2 separate regions of the Mus musculus genome follow, and region 2 is linked to region 1. The links are chromatin loops, found by intact Hi-C in ENCODE. Cell type or tissue: heart. All regions are shown on one strand.

What was found. Hi-C counts contacts between places; a loop is a spot of excess contacts. Peaks named below come from ENCODE experiments on the same cell type or tissue, not always from the same donor. Only the 100,000 strongest peaks of a DNase experiment are listed, where the experiment ranks them.
Region 2: it touches region 1 in a loop (2.6-fold over the local background); 14 of 42 quality-filtered maps call a loop at or near these places.

The regions. Positions count from the first base shown.
Region 1 is chr12:108,890,180-108,898,179 of GRCm38, reverse strand. It overlaps Wars (tryptophanyl-tRNA synthetase), which reads left to right and starts at 4,006. Exons shown (of 10, transcript NM_001164314.1): 1 at 4,006-4,111. Wdr25 (WD repeat domain 25) reads right to left here and starts at 3,908. Exons shown (of 7, transcript NM_177602.3): 1 at 3,867-3,908; 2 at 1-271. The coding sequence starts at 249. In heart, a CTCF peak has its summit at 1,951 (motif pointing right); DNase peaks (open chromatin) are centred at 3,959 and 4,639; H3K4me3 peaks cover 2,300 bases; H3K27ac peaks cover 1,537 bases.
Region 2 is chr12:108,807,158-108,815,157 of GRCm38, reverse strand. It overlaps Yy1 (YY1 transcription factor), which reads right to left. Exons shown (of 5, transcript NM_009537.4): 3 at 2,179-2,239; 4 at 394-552. Among named protein-coding and RNA genes, the nearest start is that of Yy1, 18 kb to the right of the region's middle. In heart, a CTCF peak has its summit at 3,791 (motif pointing left); no DNase peak of the experiment used is centred here.

The DNA.
Region 1 (8,000 bases):
ACAAGACCCAGGGTCACTTCTCCAGAGCCGAGCCAGCGGCAGACGTTGCATCCCTGGGTCTTCATTAGGAGAGTTCCCTGTGTGCTGTGCCCCCTCTTTGGTCACGCCCACTGTGCTAGATGCAAACCCCATCCCAGACGGCCTGCTCATACCAGAGGCGTCACTTATCTGACCTGCAGCGTCCCCACTTCTGGCAGGGTCAGCCTCGGTCTCGGAGTCAGAATCATCATATGCCACCAGCGAGGCCATACAGTCACACAAAGGTGACTTCCTAGAAGTAAACAAGATCTAGAGTTAGCAACCGTTAATAACGCGAGTCGTTCTGCACTTCGGGGCAGGATGTCCCCTTGAAGCTCAAAGACGTCAAACTCCACAAGCACAAACACATACAGAATAGAAAAGGATTTCAGATATTTCAACATAGAGAAATTATGTTTGGCGCAGGAAAGGTAGCTCAGTGATTAGCAGCGTGTACTGCTCTCCCAGAGGACCCACCCTGGGCAGCTCACAGCCACAGCAGTCCTGGCTCCTGAGGATCCAATGCCCTGTTCTGAGCTCCATGACTACCTGCATTCGCATGTACAAGCTCACACACCAACGATAGGTGCATGCGCGCAATTAAAAATAGGAAACATACCTTTTTAAAAGGGGAAACTAAAAAATATAGTTTGGGCTGCAAGATGACTCGGTGGATTAAAGGCACTCGTCATCACACCTAAGCTCAGTCCCTGGAACCTACACAGTGGAAAGAGAAAAACCAACTCATGAAAAATTTCCCTTGACCTCAGCATGTGAGCCTTAAGACGCATGCTGTCTCCCAGTTATGTATACAATAAAAGGTTTGTTTGTTTGTTTGTTTGTTTTTTAAAAAAAAAGGGGGGGGGAATGATATTTGACAAGGTATGTATGTTAACCCTAATTTAAATATTACATAATATATAAAAACCCAAGTAATAGTAAAAAAAAAATGGGTCTCCTACTAAATAGAAATAATTAGTTACTGTGTGTGTGTGTGTGTGTGTGTGTGTGTGTGTGTGTGTGTGTGTTCAGACAGGGTTTCTCTGGGTAGCTGCAGCTATCCTAGAACTTGCTCTGTAGACCAGGCTGACCTCACACTTACCGAGATCCTTCTGCCTCTGCTTCCTTAGTGCTGGGATTAAAGGCCTGGGCCTCCACTTCCTGGTTTTACAGATAATTTTTTAAATGGAAACCTCTGTGGGGCTGGGGCTAAAGCTCGCTGACAGAATTCTTGTCAACACATGCAAGGTTCTGGGTTTGCCCCTCCGCACTGCAAAGCAGAAGAGAAGAAAAAAGAGAATGTAGAAAAAGAGCACGAGGGCAAGAGGGACCTGGGTATGGCAGCACCCACCTTTGAGCCTAGCATTCGTGATGCTGAGGCAGGAGGATTATGACTTCAAGGACACCCTGGGATACCTAGGCAAGACCCAGTCTTTAAAAACAAACAACCTCAGCCTGGAGATGATGATGTACACCTATAATCCCAGCACTCAGGAGGCAGAGACAGGTGGATTTCTGAATTCGAGGCAGCCTGATCTGCAGAGTGAGTTCAAGGACAGCCAGGGTCACACAGAGAAACCCTGTCTCTAAAAACAAACAAACAAAAAAAAAGAAAAAATCCGTGTCCAGAGAAACAGAGCAACTGCAGAGTACTGCCCGGGCACGTACAAAGCCCAGGTTGGGTCCTAAGTCACCAGTCAACCCAACTGTGGCAAGAGCAATTCTAAACATGGCATCCAAATCTGTTTGTTTCACCCCAAATGCATAGGTTCACAGGGTACTAAATTTCCATTCAAAAGTTTTTCCTGGAATTCTGAGCATTCACAAATTTCTATCAGCTAGTTCTCAGTAAGAATTGCTTTGGTCTAAAACTCAGTATTAATTCTGTGAGTACAGACAGAAAGAAAATAAGGATGCTGAGCATATCTCAGCCAGCAGAGGGTGGAGTGGGACAAAGTGCAAGCCTGGGCCATGGACCAGCTAGCCCGCTTCTTTTTTTATGCTTGTGTGTTTGCTGTGTAAGTGTATGCATGCCTATGCGAATGTGCAAACCTGTTCTCCTAAATACAAGGAGGCCAGAAGATGGAGTCCTGTGCTGTTTCACTTTCTATCTATTCGAGACATAGTCTGTCTGTGACCTCTTACAGGTTGAGTTACAAGCAAGTGTGAAATGGCTTGTTACATGGGTGCTGGGATCCAAACTTTGGTCTTCATGATTTCAAAACAAGTGTCTTTAACAGATGAACCTCCCTAGCCCATTACAAGTACTCACTATGTAAGCCAGGCTGGTCTTAGTCCAGTCTTCCTGCCTCAGCCTTCAGAGTGCTGGCATTACAAGTATATATCACCATGTCAGATCACACACTGGGCTCCAAAATTCCACTCAAAGCCTTCCACATCTGTCCCCTAATGGCATTATTTGCCCTAAGAATCCCACTGCCATACAAGTCTGCTCATCATCCAATGCCTGTAGCTATCATTCCTACCAGCAGCTGAATCCAGGCAGGTAACAATGTCCACATTTAGAAACATCTTCGAAAAAGGACTTCTAAAACCAGCTTTCCACTCTCCAACCAAACTAAGATCCCACTAGAGACTAACCACACAGAGATAGACCCATGCTCTGCAAATAATTTGATCTCTACATATTCAGCAGGGAGTTGAGGCCAATCTCCTGGTTCCTCAAATGAAACCCATCTGATTCCCACCACCATACTATATAGAGCTCGGTCACAGCCTGGGTTTTAAGCTACACGGTTATCTGCAGGGTAGACTCACAAAAGAGGCCTATAGCAGATCTGAGGACAGTGTGGCTCATCAGCTCCACAGGGGATAGAAAATGAACGACAGCAAGGGACTGGACACCAGATGCACCACACATAGATTTCATTCTCTCACTCAACATCTGCCACAGTAGGCAAAACAGTAAATGATGTCCTTCATTCATCACACTCCCAAGCCATAGAAAGACAAAAACATCCCTGACTCGTGAGCCAGACGATGTCGTGGACTTGTGAACTCAAAAGGAAAAGGATACAGGGTAGCTGGGCCCAAGACTGCATCTTTTTCTGGAGCTGAGACAGGTCTCAGAGAGACTACACCAGTGTGACGCTCTGAAGAGGTTGAGGGAACTAAGGTGTTCACAATACTGTGACTAAAACAGAACCAATACCAATGAAGAGGAGTCAAGGGTGAGTCAAGAAAACATATATGAAGGGAGACGGCTGAGAGAGATGCACACCGTTTAGGAGATGATGGTAGCCATCTTGTACCCAAGTCCAAAAAATGCCATGAGAAAGGGGGGGGGGGGGAGGTGAAACCAAGAGGAAGAGGCTAAATGGGGGAAAAAGAGGACTGAGGACTGAAGTCGAATACTGAAAAGCTAAAGGGAGCACGGATACATGGGGCAGGGTGTCCTGTGTGCTTAGCTCACTGTCCAAGAAGCCTCAATCTGGATGAATTTGCAGACAGCAAGGTGATGGGGCAGGGAACTGGGAAAGTTAAAGACAGAATTTTCCCGTTCAACACACGGGTCCTAGTTTCCTACTCTGTGTTAGGCACTATGATAGATCTGATGTGGGTAGAAATTCACACGGATCTTGCCCCAGAGGCCATGGATACAGGATGGGAAACAAAAAACAGACACGGGTTTTGAAGGATGAGTAAGTTAGCCAAGCTGTCAACACTAATGGGTAAAGAGTTCAGAGCACAGCACTCTAGGAATGAACGGGAAGAACAGGAAGGCAAGCGGCGAGCTGAGCCCGGCGCTAAGAAGCGAGAAGCATGCGGCCGCCACATCCCGGCCCCCTCCCTCCCGGGCCCGCCGCTCACCACACACACACACACACGGAAGCTCTTGGTCCACCCCTACAACGGTCCGGCCAGCACTCGGGCCGCCCAGTCGCGTTCCACCACGACGCCAGCAATTTCAGCCAATCGGAGATGGTCTCTGCCCTCCTCTGCCTGGACAGCCAATAGCGGCATGCCGAGACCGGAAGTTATTCCAGCCGGCTGGTGTTTCCACGGACGCCCAAGAGGTACCGGTGGCTGAACTTGGGGGTGCTGACTGGTGGGGCCGAAGTGGGGGCCGCCGGTAAGTGAGGAGGGGGTGGTCACTGCGCCGGGAGCGAGGGAGGGATGCCGAGGTGGCGCCGGGGCCTTCGGTTGACGCCCCGGCGCCGCGCCCCGAGGATCCAGCTCGGAACCGGGCTGTCTGTTCTCTGGGCACCTGTACCACGAGGGACCGGGAGGCTGCGGCGGCGCCGCCCACCCAGCCTGTCATCGTTTCCCACCGCCTGGGCTTTGCCCTGTAGGATCTCTTTGCCCTGTACGAAGTGTTTGTAAAGCCCCTGGTGCCCGTTTCACAGATGAGGAATCCTAAAGAGAAGCAGAGAAGGAACGCTACTTGCCCACGGTTTTATGATAGCACACCAAGCTCTATGTCCAACATTAAAAGCCTATCTTTCCGCTGCAGTGCACAACTTCAGAGCAAGGCTGCTTCGGGAAGGCAGTGATGTACAAAGCGATATGCCCGTCCTATTTGTCGCTACACTACACACAATTGCAATGATGCTGTGGGGGCGGGAAAGGAAGAGGGTGGGGAGGTCATATGGCGGTCAACCTGAAGAAAGGGACAGCTGATGCAATGCAATGACAAGTAGCTCCGGGCTCTTGAGAGTTTGGTTGGCCTCAGCCGCCTCCTCCCACGGCCCAAGTAGCTAGCCAGTGGCTGGACTTGCTCTTGAAGAAAGCTGGGCAAATGGCTCAAATGCTTTTGGGAACCTGAGTGATTTCTAGGAAACCCCTCAGTAAGTGAAACTGAAAGGGTGTGGCAAAGCAGATAAGAAAAACAATAGTCTCTTCTAAAAAAAAAAGAAAAAAAAAAAGAAACAAACAAAGAAACTGAAAGGGGAAGAGGAGAGTATTAAAGACCTCCACCCTGGCTGGGCAGTCTCATATGTTCAGCTGTCCAGCTTGAGCACCCTTGGACTACACAGCCAGGGTACGTATTGCCTTCTCTGCTAGGCTAGCAGCGTGTTTTCTGTTGTTGCAGTGGTTTGGTTTGGGTCACCTACCTCATATGAGAGCATTGAAGACTTGAGGAGGGTGTGTGTCTGGATTGGGATGTTGTGCATGTATTTCATCTAGTTGACTCAGGTTCAGGTGATGCCCTGGTTTTGAGTAGATGTGGTGGGTGCCCAGTGACCTGTTTGCATTCAGAGCTTGCCCTTCAGCATCTTCAAAGCTCCGGTTGATCTGGCCTCCTTAAGTGGTCAGTGTCTGAATACGTTGACATTCTTATTGTGACAACAGAGTCTGTAATGTCTGTCTTTGTAAATTAGTGTCTTTCTCTTTTAAGGTAGTATTCATAGGGCTCGGCTTGTAGTTCAACTGTTAAAAGGCTAACTTGGCATGTTCCAGGCTCTGGGTTCAATCTCCAATGCCTTTAGTTGGGAAAATAACCTTTCATTAACTAGACCACCATCATCTATCCCCAAGTTTTGTCTTCTGCGATCATGTCAATCTGCAACTATTGTTATCTACTCTTTGAGACTACAGTTCCAAGGTATCTAGAAAGTTTCCTAGGCCACCTTCTTTCCAAGCTGCCCCTAAAATCGTGTTGCTTTCTTCCCTCAGGCTGCAGAGACTGTGTGTCTTCCCTGTGATGGTTTCCTTATGGTCTAAATCCTTCTCTTTCCTATATGCTCACAGATAATGGGCCCCCTTTCTTTACAAGACTACTGTGTCATCTAGAACAGTGCTATTTTTCCAAATGAGCCATAGATTAAAAGGCCTGCAAAGGAGAGTTACGGGTGGAGGAGCCTTTGTAGGCTTCTCGTCAGAGGCCTGCTGTGAGTGCTCTGGAATAGGCGGTTTGACTTCTTACAATCCCAGTGCTTTTGTTACAGGGGATAATAGATAACTTCCTGGTTATAACCTCTTTCTTTCTTCCATATTGTATTAGTAGTGGGTTAGATAGCATTTCCTTAATAAAGAGACAACCTCCCATCTAGAGCTGATATGGTAAGTCCTCAAGACAGTGATCTTTAACCTTTTGGCATCTTGGATTCCTTCATAAAGATGGTAAACCTGAGCGATTCTTATATCCATTCATCGAGTGAATATGCAAATATTGATATACTTTAAGAGGTTCAAGAATTCCTAGCTAAGCACCTCTGAAGTTAAGCTGAATTCTAAAGGTTAGCAAACAAAAATAGAGGATGGGAGAGCTCTTCATACAATCCAGAGGTAAGTGTGTAACTGCGTGAAGGCAGGAAGATGGTAGCTCTGTTTTCTTTGCCTCAACCATTCCTAGAATATTCATTCAAGAAATTGCCTCTCATTCTCTTGGTCTCCCTCACTCTCTTCCTAATGCACTCACATACACACACACACACACACACACACACACACACACACACACACACACGAGATTTAAATGGTGACCATGCATGAGCAACCAGGAAAACAGATTTCGAGTGTTGTTTCCTCTGTCTGATTAGTTTATATGCCTCTTCCAAGTCAGAGTTCTAATACTGAAGAGATAGGTGCTCCCCTACAACGTGGGTCCTGAATGCAGATCCGGTTCCCTAGCTGATTACAGCAGCTGCCATCCCTGTTGCAATAGAAAGAGAGTAGCTGTCCCAGGCTCACTCACTCATTCTCCCCGGCACTTTTTCTAGGAGTTGAGTGCAATTCTGACCACAGCTGATTACAGTCTTTGCAGAGCCCCACATTTGTGGAGAAGTGGGGTAAACAAAGGCAAGTACAGAGGTAACCAGAACAGGGCAGATGTTACAGTGGGCAAAGAAACTAAAGGTCTGAGACCTAGAGGAGACCCAAGGCAGTCTTCCTGGCTCTCCCCAGATCTTAGAAGGTATGACTCAGTGCCAGAGCATTAAACCAGAGATAACCTTAGATCCGACTGACTCAGTTATCAACTAGAACAAACACTGGTATTTTTTATATTTGCTGGGTTTGGAGGAGGTTTGTTTTATTTTTTTTTTTCTTTTTTGAGAGGGTGGGGATGTCACAACAAGCTCTTACTATATAATTCTGGGCTACTTTCTGTAGCCCAGGCTAGCCTAAAATTTACCAGTCCCCCTATTCAGCAGATTTGGAGTCGTGCACCAACCACCACGTCCAGCTAAAACCTGCACTTACAAAGAAGATAAGAGAACAGCCTAGAGGAGGAGGCACTTACTGATTCAGGAGAGTCACTCATAGTAAATAGCAGAAATATATGCTGGTTTTCACGAATTACAATTCTATCAACTCTACAGCAGAGGAAGTGCTACAACAAAGTACGACATGTTCCAGAGTCCCAGGCCTGCGGTTGGTAATGGCTGTGAAAAGCTGAGGTTGACTCTCAGAGATAGCAGAGCCCAGACAAAGCGGGGTGGGAGGGAAGCATTCCTGGACAGGAGGAAGGAGAGCAGGACTCTGAGAGCCATGATTGAGGCTCTGACACTAGAGACTCTGACACTAGAGTCTGACACTGAGACTCTGACACTAGAGTCTGACTTCTCTGGATTGAACCTCAGGCAACTTTTTGTGGCTTCCCTGGGCTAACAGGATGTACAGTTGCAGCTTGCTCTTCTGAGACACTGGGGAAATCGCTTAACCCTTTGTGTTTAGAAGTCATCTTTATTACACTCATTTCTCTCATCTGATCCAAGCAAATATGTCCATAGAAAAGAAGGAACTAGGAGTCTCCTTACTCCCTGGCTTCAACATTGTTCCCGCTGCTAGGCCATAAGGCCTTGTTCTTCAAGTCAGTCCCTCACCAAACTTCCCTTTCTGGGAATCAGGTGAGATGATTCTCAGTGGCTGCTATCCCGTCCTAGTTTGGGTATTGTGAGTTCATTGACTTGTATGAAAATGGTGGTGTTGAACAAATTTAACCAATGGATAAATACAAATAAATGGCATCTCCACTGTGCATCTGACTGAGAGGTAGGTAGGTGGGGGACAGTGGCTGA
Region 2 (8,000 bases), 83 kb after region 1:
GCCAACTGTCACAGACTCACTTGATTTTTCTATAAGCAGCACCAAGTGTCCCCTGGAGATGTAGCCAACAGTGCTTATGAGCACTCTCTCAGTAATTCAACACACTACTCACTACCAAACATACAATCTCTGAGTCTCTGTAAACATGCTAGGAATTTAGTGCGGGGTTCTCTCACTCACATTACCCTGTTTCTCCCGACAGATACTCCCATCCCCTAGTATGTAACACCTGCAGTCACATGCAGTAAGTAACCAGGAACCCAAGCAGACCTTCAGAGAGCTATGGAAGTGGGAGTGGGAATAAGATGCCCCCACAGGCGCCCCATGGTACTTGATATCACCACCCTGCCCAGCACCCTAGCTTTCAGTGTGGGGAACAGGTACTGGCTCTACCTGAAAGGGCTTTTCTCCAGTATGAACCAGCTGGTGTCGTTTTAGCTTTGAGCTCTCAACGAACGCTTTGCCACACTCTGCACAGACGTGGACTCTGGGACCGTGGGTGTGCAGATGCTTTCTCATAGCAGAGTTATCCCTGAACATCTTTGTGCAGCCCTTAAAACAGAGAGAGAAGCTTAGTGGTTCACAATGCAAACTGAGAAAGGACCCAATCACTGCACAGCCTTTACTGATGTTTAGAGCAAAACAACCTCCCCAGCACCCCCTTTAACTTTACTTAGCATTACAGAACATTAAGCTATTTAAGACATAAATAAAAAAATTAAAAAATCAGACAGCTGAAAAGAAGGCCTTATTCTTATTTTGTATTGCAAACCCGTGCTTTACAGATGAGGAAACTGAGGCTTAGAGATGTACTGAAGTAGACTTGCCCAAGGTCACACTACTAGTAGTAGCCAGCCAAGCTGGGAGTAGAACCCAGCATCCCGGCTTCCAGCTACACCACAGCCGCCTCACCCAGCTACAGCCCCCAGATGAAGTAACAGAAGCACTGAGAAATAAACGGAGTTAAAATGACGGTAGTCCACCACTACCTTTGGTGGGCCCCGTATTCTGTGCTGCAACAATGGGCTGTCATTCTCCATCGCCTACTGTTCCCTCTTCTCTCTTTGCCTCTTTCCCCTTCTTGACAGAGAAAGAAGCAAGAGGGTCTCCAAGGAATGGCAACTACAGAAGAAATTTATTTGGTGAGACACCAGGAAAAGGAAGAGGCAGGCAAAGCGATACCAGTGCGGGGGAGGCAGATGGATGTGTGGTGCCCGAGAGCAGCATGTCCTCAACAATTTCTTCTGCAGTTGTTGCCCATGATGGAGTGAGTGGGGAAATGGTGAGACAGCATGACAGAAGGACAGCACAGGTCACCACTAGACAGCTTCACAGGCAAAAGGGAGGGAGGGGAAAGCCAGTTTTCCACCTTGACCTCTAACTTCAGCTCCCATTTACACAGAGCAGCACAGAGACCCCGGCACGCATGGCATAACGGTTTTCAAATGCGTCCTAATTGTGGTTTAGATAACAGCCACATGCATTCCATACCTCCACACCATAAGCATCTACAAGCAGTACAGAGACTGGGGTGCACAGCCTTTATATCAAGTATATTTACTCTGCAACTGCTATTTTTGGAAATTCTTTATTCCATTCTTGGTTTCTTCTGCCTTGTTTCTCAGCATCCACATCTTTTCCCCGTTCAATCTGAAAGCTGACCACCACCCTTAGCACCTCAAAATACTTTTGAGCCACCCCTTTTTACTTTAAAAAACCAGCTGCATTTGAAAACAGTTATGCACCCTTCTAGTAGCACAATTAACAGAGTAAAAAGAAAACTGAGGGAAATTACCAAGTCTTTATTTAGTCTATTCTAACAATATCCAAAGTAATTTCCAAGTTTCAGTTATAAGCTTAGAGTCTCATAAAGACTTGTGGGTTAAGTACAACCCAAGGTCTTAAGACTTGACTTGTTAATGGTCCAAAAAGAAATAGTCCTAACACAGTACAGTCAATATACAGGAGTAAGAACACTGGCCCCTATAGCAGCCCCATTTAACATATCTTAAGTGTCCTTTACTAACAAACAAAATGAAGACCGTGTTTATAATCCCAAAGCCCTAATTGCTTACTTTGTTTCAGTTACAAAAGTGGAACTCAAAGGGCACACTCCTTATATACACCCTGTCTGCAGCCTGAGCAGAGGTCTAACCACACTCCCCTCGCATTACTTACTTTATGAGGGCAAGCTATTGTTCTTGGAGCATCATCTTCTTTAATTTTTCTTGGCTTCATTCTTATTGAAAAAAAAAGAGAGAGAGAAAGAGAGAGAGAGAGAGAGAAAGAGACAGATTTGTAGGAGTGGGTCACACTCAGTAAGCATAAATCAAATCGTCCCTGAGGTTTTCCCTTGTAGCACCAACACTAAGCTCCTGGTGTTCCCCTTCTACAACGGAGAAAGGACCAAGCTGCCCAGACTGCTCAACTGCGAGCTCTCTTCTAGCTTCTAAGTAAAAGTGCTGGTGCTTGGAAAGCCTGCCTCGCTCGCTGCCTCTGGCAAAGCTGGTATGGCTTGGAACTGCACCACCAGCACCATTATCATATATGACTCAAACACCTCCTCGTCCCACTTACCCCTGTTAAATAAAAACTAACAACCCCACAAAGATCATCAGCCCTGACAACTGCACATTAATTATTTTGTTGGGGTAAGGCAACAAAAATCAGCTGCTCAAAAATATATAACATCTTAAAAAAACACAGTAACAAACAACCACACACATACAAAATGGGCCCACATCATACAGACACAAACCATCTTTGGGAAATATTAATTTTGGAAGTACACATTATACTTTTATACAGAGTCATTTATACCCATGTAATAAAAACTCTCAAAGGAAACCACAAACGGGCACTGGCTACTACTACTGGCTGATGGACAGGCAGAATTGCCTTGTTTGTTTTTTTCAAGACAGGGTTTCTCTGTGTAGCCCTGGCTGCCTTTAAACTCCCTCTTTCAACCAGGCTGTCCTTGAACTCAAAGAGATCTGCAGGCCTCCACTTCCCAAGTGCTGGGATCAAACAGGTGCACTGACACTGAGCGGAAGGCATCTCCTGCTGGTGTTTTGGTGGTTAGAGGGAGATGACAGTTTTTATAGGATGTTTCATTTTACTTTGTTTTTGAGACAGGGTTTTGTCACCACCGCTAGTTTTATTTCTGGTTGTAGCTTGTCAACTGAGAACCAGTCTATCTTCTACTTCCTCCAGCAACCTTGGTCTTTCTGAAAGATTTCTTTCCTAGCATTCCTTACAAACTTGCGTATGATCAAGGAGCAAGAAAACTGTGCTCTAGAAAACTATGATTTAATTTAATTTAATTTCAAAAACATCTTTGTAGCCCTAGTTGGACTGCCTCACACTCCTGCATGAAGCTTGCTGGCTAAACTGTAACTAAGCCAATGGTCCCTCTTAGCAACAATGTACCAAAAATGACTTATGACATCTCTCAGTAGGTTACTCTGTCCACCCAAACCCAGGACAGAGTATCTGGATCCTCCTTACACTGCCAAGCTAGCAACCTCCCATGTCTAAAAACAGGGAGAACTTCTACAATGCCTGATGACCAATCTCTTCCCAATTCCAACCCTGCAGACACACTTTAGATTACTAGTATTCCAGTTAGCAAGCATTACTTAAGTGTCTGCTGTTTACAGGTTTTTAACGAGCCTGTTGTTCTCAAAAGCCTGTCTCTACTTATAATTCATACTAGTCTCTTACATGTCAGTGAGTTTGAAGTTTGGGGTTCAGTTCAGAGTAGCAGGAAGCAACTGGTGCTACTGCACCACCTAGAGGTCAGATCAGCATGAATCAGCAGCAATTCATGAATGCTTCTATTTCTTTCAAATCTTTTTCCTCCCTCCCGAAGACAGTGTTTCTATGTGACATTGCCCTGGCCATCCTGGAACTTGCTCTGTAGACCAGGCTGCCCTGGCACTCAGAGAGCCTCCTGTCCTGTCTCTCTGCCTCATGAGTGCTGGGATTAAAAGCATATGCCACCACTGCTCAGCTTTCTTTCCAGTCTTAATAAGATGTCTTTGAAATAGGTTCTTACCATATACCCCATACTAGCCCTGAACTTGCGATCTTATTTCCATATGCTAAGTGCTGGTGACAGATCTATGTGGCCACTCCCAAACTAGTTATCATTTTAGAAATTGTGTGCTAATATTCAGTATTAATTTTAGAACGAAAATTTACCAGGCATTTGGGCAAACCTAAGACTTCATCAATGGAAGACACAACTGTCCATAACAAGATTGGCTCTTCTCTCAGAAGCTACGCAAAAGAAAAATGAAGGGGTCATTCCCACCCCACCCCAGCATCAAGAAACACTGCTTGCGTTTCTCTCATTGACTGGGATACTTTACAGACCCAGACACGATGAGGACAAATGACAAGATGGATATATGACTTGGAGTTGACTTCTACTATCTTTATGACCTTGAGCAAATCACTAACTTCTCAGCCTCGGTTTCTTACTCTGTAAGCAGGCACGACCCTTCTTTTATCAGAGCTGCAAGGAGTCCAAGACAGCACACCAGACCCCTGAGCAATGAGTTACTATCATCACTGGTCATATGGTTAGAAATGAAACTCATCCTTTTGCTTCTTTGATCTTTGAGAGAGGGTCCAAACCAAGTATCGCAGATTGGCCAGGAGCCTGACAACCGTGTGGCTCGGCCTCTGGCATGATAAGGAAGAACTGTAAGCGCCAACTACCTACCACACTCAATAAACTGAATTCATTCTTTAAAATTGTATTATTTATGCTTAACAACCCGTAAGGTTCTGATATTCTAAATTATCTTTCAACCAAAAAACCCTAAGATACTGAAAGGAAAAAGACAAGCATAAAGCCACCCTCAACAGCTTTTTACTCTACTTGCTACTCAGTTTTATTAAACTGGAGGGCATGTTGAAAGACACGCTGCTTAAACTGACATTACCTCCAACTCATCCTGTCACATGTGGAAGGAGCACCACCACAAAGACTGAACTCCACAAGTCACATCTGCAGCATCTTCCCAACAGTTTTAGCAGAGCCCTGGATGTAGCAAAGATGAGTCTTCTGGCAGTAAGCTAGGAAGTACAAGTCTCCCCAGTACAATAAACTTAGAACCAGGATGTAGGACCTCAGCTGCTGAGACAGTCCATTATCACTCAGCTATCATCTGCCAGCATCAAGGTCTCATTATGGAGCCCAGGGTGGCCTTGAACTGGCAATCCTTCTGCCTCGGCCTCTCAAGTGCTGGAATTACAGGTAGTTGTTCACTTACCACACCCAGCAGCCTACAGGATATCACAGTCCAGCTTTAAGGAAATATACAATAAAGAACTGCCTAGCTAAAATTAGGAGACATAAATTACTCACCAGGCCCTAGTCTCTGAACACAGTTTTTCAAAAACAGACAACTCAGTAAAATACCCCCACCTCCCCTCTGTGGTCCCACCTCAAAACTCAGAACCCTTGTTTTCAGGGGTGGTGTCAGGTCAAGACAGGCTTTCACTGTGTCTAGCTATCCTGGAAACCCCTCAGAAGACCAGGCTGGCCTCAAACTCACAGGGAACCTCTGTCCCCTGACAGCTGGAATTACTGGCATGAGCCACCACCACCTGATATTATTATTATTATTTTTTGAGACAGCACTCATGTATCCCAGGTCCAGCTTCAAACACACTATGCAGCTAAGGTTGACTATGTGCCTCTCCTGAGCACTACTGGATAGACACACAGCACTTGACTTACATGTAAGCCTAGGGTTTCCTGCATACAAGACAAGCACTTCTGAAAACCAAGCAATCCGACCCTCCAGCTTTAAAGACAGAACTTCCAAATAAAATTCATTACTTTTTTTTCTTTTTAAACTTATGTCTATGTTAAGCAGTCTAAACAGAGGGTGGCAGTTTAAGACATTCTTGTCTTCAAGTCTAGGCCAGCACACCCATACTGCCAAGGATAGAACAGAGAGAAACATATGAACTCTCAGGCATAAGCTAAGACCTCGGGGCTCAAGCGTTGCTCTTCAATCACAGGACAAAGTCAGGCCTGAATAAGCTTTGCCATAACTGGTAGAGATCATATGGTCTGATCCACAACAGTGAAACATGGTGCCTCTACTTGATATTTTATTGTGGGAATCCCAGTCAAAGGCCCCTGAAGACCCCACTCCAAGACAATACAGTCTCACAATATGGAGATTTGAAAACAGCAAGGCATACAGGTTCTGGCATTTCTCTACCACCAATAAAGTCCATGTAGGTCAACATGATCTTTAAGGGATCTAATTCTACATGGGACTGGAGTCCAATCCTCAACACCTTGGTGCCACACTTCCCTATTTTTACATTCTAACAAACTGAGCAAGATAACACCCAATTCTAACATAGAATGAGAGTCCTCAGAGCTGATTGTAAAAGGAAAGACCATGTGGGCTGGGCTCCAGTTCAGCAGCACTGCCAAACATGCACAAGGCTCTGGGCTCCAAAAAGACTTGTCACAGTGAATGTTCCTCTTCAAACATTGCTGCACTGTCTTCTCATCACTTGCCGTGGCCATGGCATTCATGACATCATTCTCTGTAAGTGGCCTTCTCCCTGGTTTCTTTATCCTTGGTGCTCTGAGATATCATCGGGGCAGGGAGAGTCAAAACAATGCCAAGAGCCATCACATCTGAGTTGTCCTGCTCACAACCTGTAGCTTCCCTCTCTCTTTAGTCTTTTCCAGTCCTCTATCTGCCACTGCACCAGTGCTGCAATGTGTAACAGAGATTCTCTTTTTCGCTCTCCTGGTTGGTGTTCCAGAAGGTTCTTCATCGGTAGCCAGGCTGCCTCACCTCCCCAAGTCTCTACTTCAAATAATTCTCTTCTGCCTTCTCTGCTTCCTCTTACTCTCCAAACACAAGGGTTTCCCCAAAACTCCCCATCTTAGAACTTCTATAAGATCTTGATTTTAGCATGACTTCCTTCTAACTTCTTCCTAAAAACATCAAGTCTATATGAGTTTATGATGTAATCAGGTGGATATTGGTGGCCTTTTGTCTTCCTTAACCAGACACACAAAAAACATTCTTTACCTCTTGTCATCTCTAATGTCTACTCTATCTACCCTACTCTTCTAGCTTGAGCCTTCTATTTGAAGCTTTCTCCCGTACACAAAGGGATCGACCCATCTTGGATTCTGCTATAAAGTAATCCTCTCCAACTAACAAAACTCTTCCTCCCTACTCACGTCTCTAGCAGCTGCTCTCCACAAAAAGTCCACACATCTTTTGCCAGCATTCATGGACCTAAATAACCGGATTCAAATTTACCTTGATTACATTCATTTTCTTTAAGCACCCCAATTCCCAGCATAACTGTACATCATTTGTATTTTCTGTAGAAAATGTGCACGCCCTGAAACACGGAAGCCTGTTTCTTATTTATCAAAACACTAGGTTCAAGCCAGGTATGGAGTTACACACCTATACTCCCAGGACTTGGGAGGTTGAGGCAAGATTTTGAGATCAAGGTCATAGTGGGCTACAGTGAGACTGTCTTAAAACTCTAGGCTCATCAAGGCGTACATCAGCCACCAACATGTCTACAACATACTGCAGACATCACTACCCATCTCTGTGTCCTTATCCAATTCTAAGCAGCAAGGAAGAGCCGGTTAACTTTAGGGATTTGATTCAGTATGCCCCCAAAACATACCTCCTGCCAAACTGGTAGGTACATTACAAATGTAATCTCCGTTTGTAGCTTTTGGGGGGGGGGTGCTTAATACATCATTCACATAATTGTACCTGAAATATAACTGGAACATAACAAAATCTGGAGAACAGTGTTATTAACAGACACACTGTTGCTAAGCCATGACAAATGAAACAAATGGCTCTGCTCCACCTCAGGCAAGGAAGGCAGACGATACACTATTAGCAATTCCACCTTATTGAAGATGTTACATTTTTGTACACCTCCTACCCCCACCATGTCCTCATAAAAAATGACCA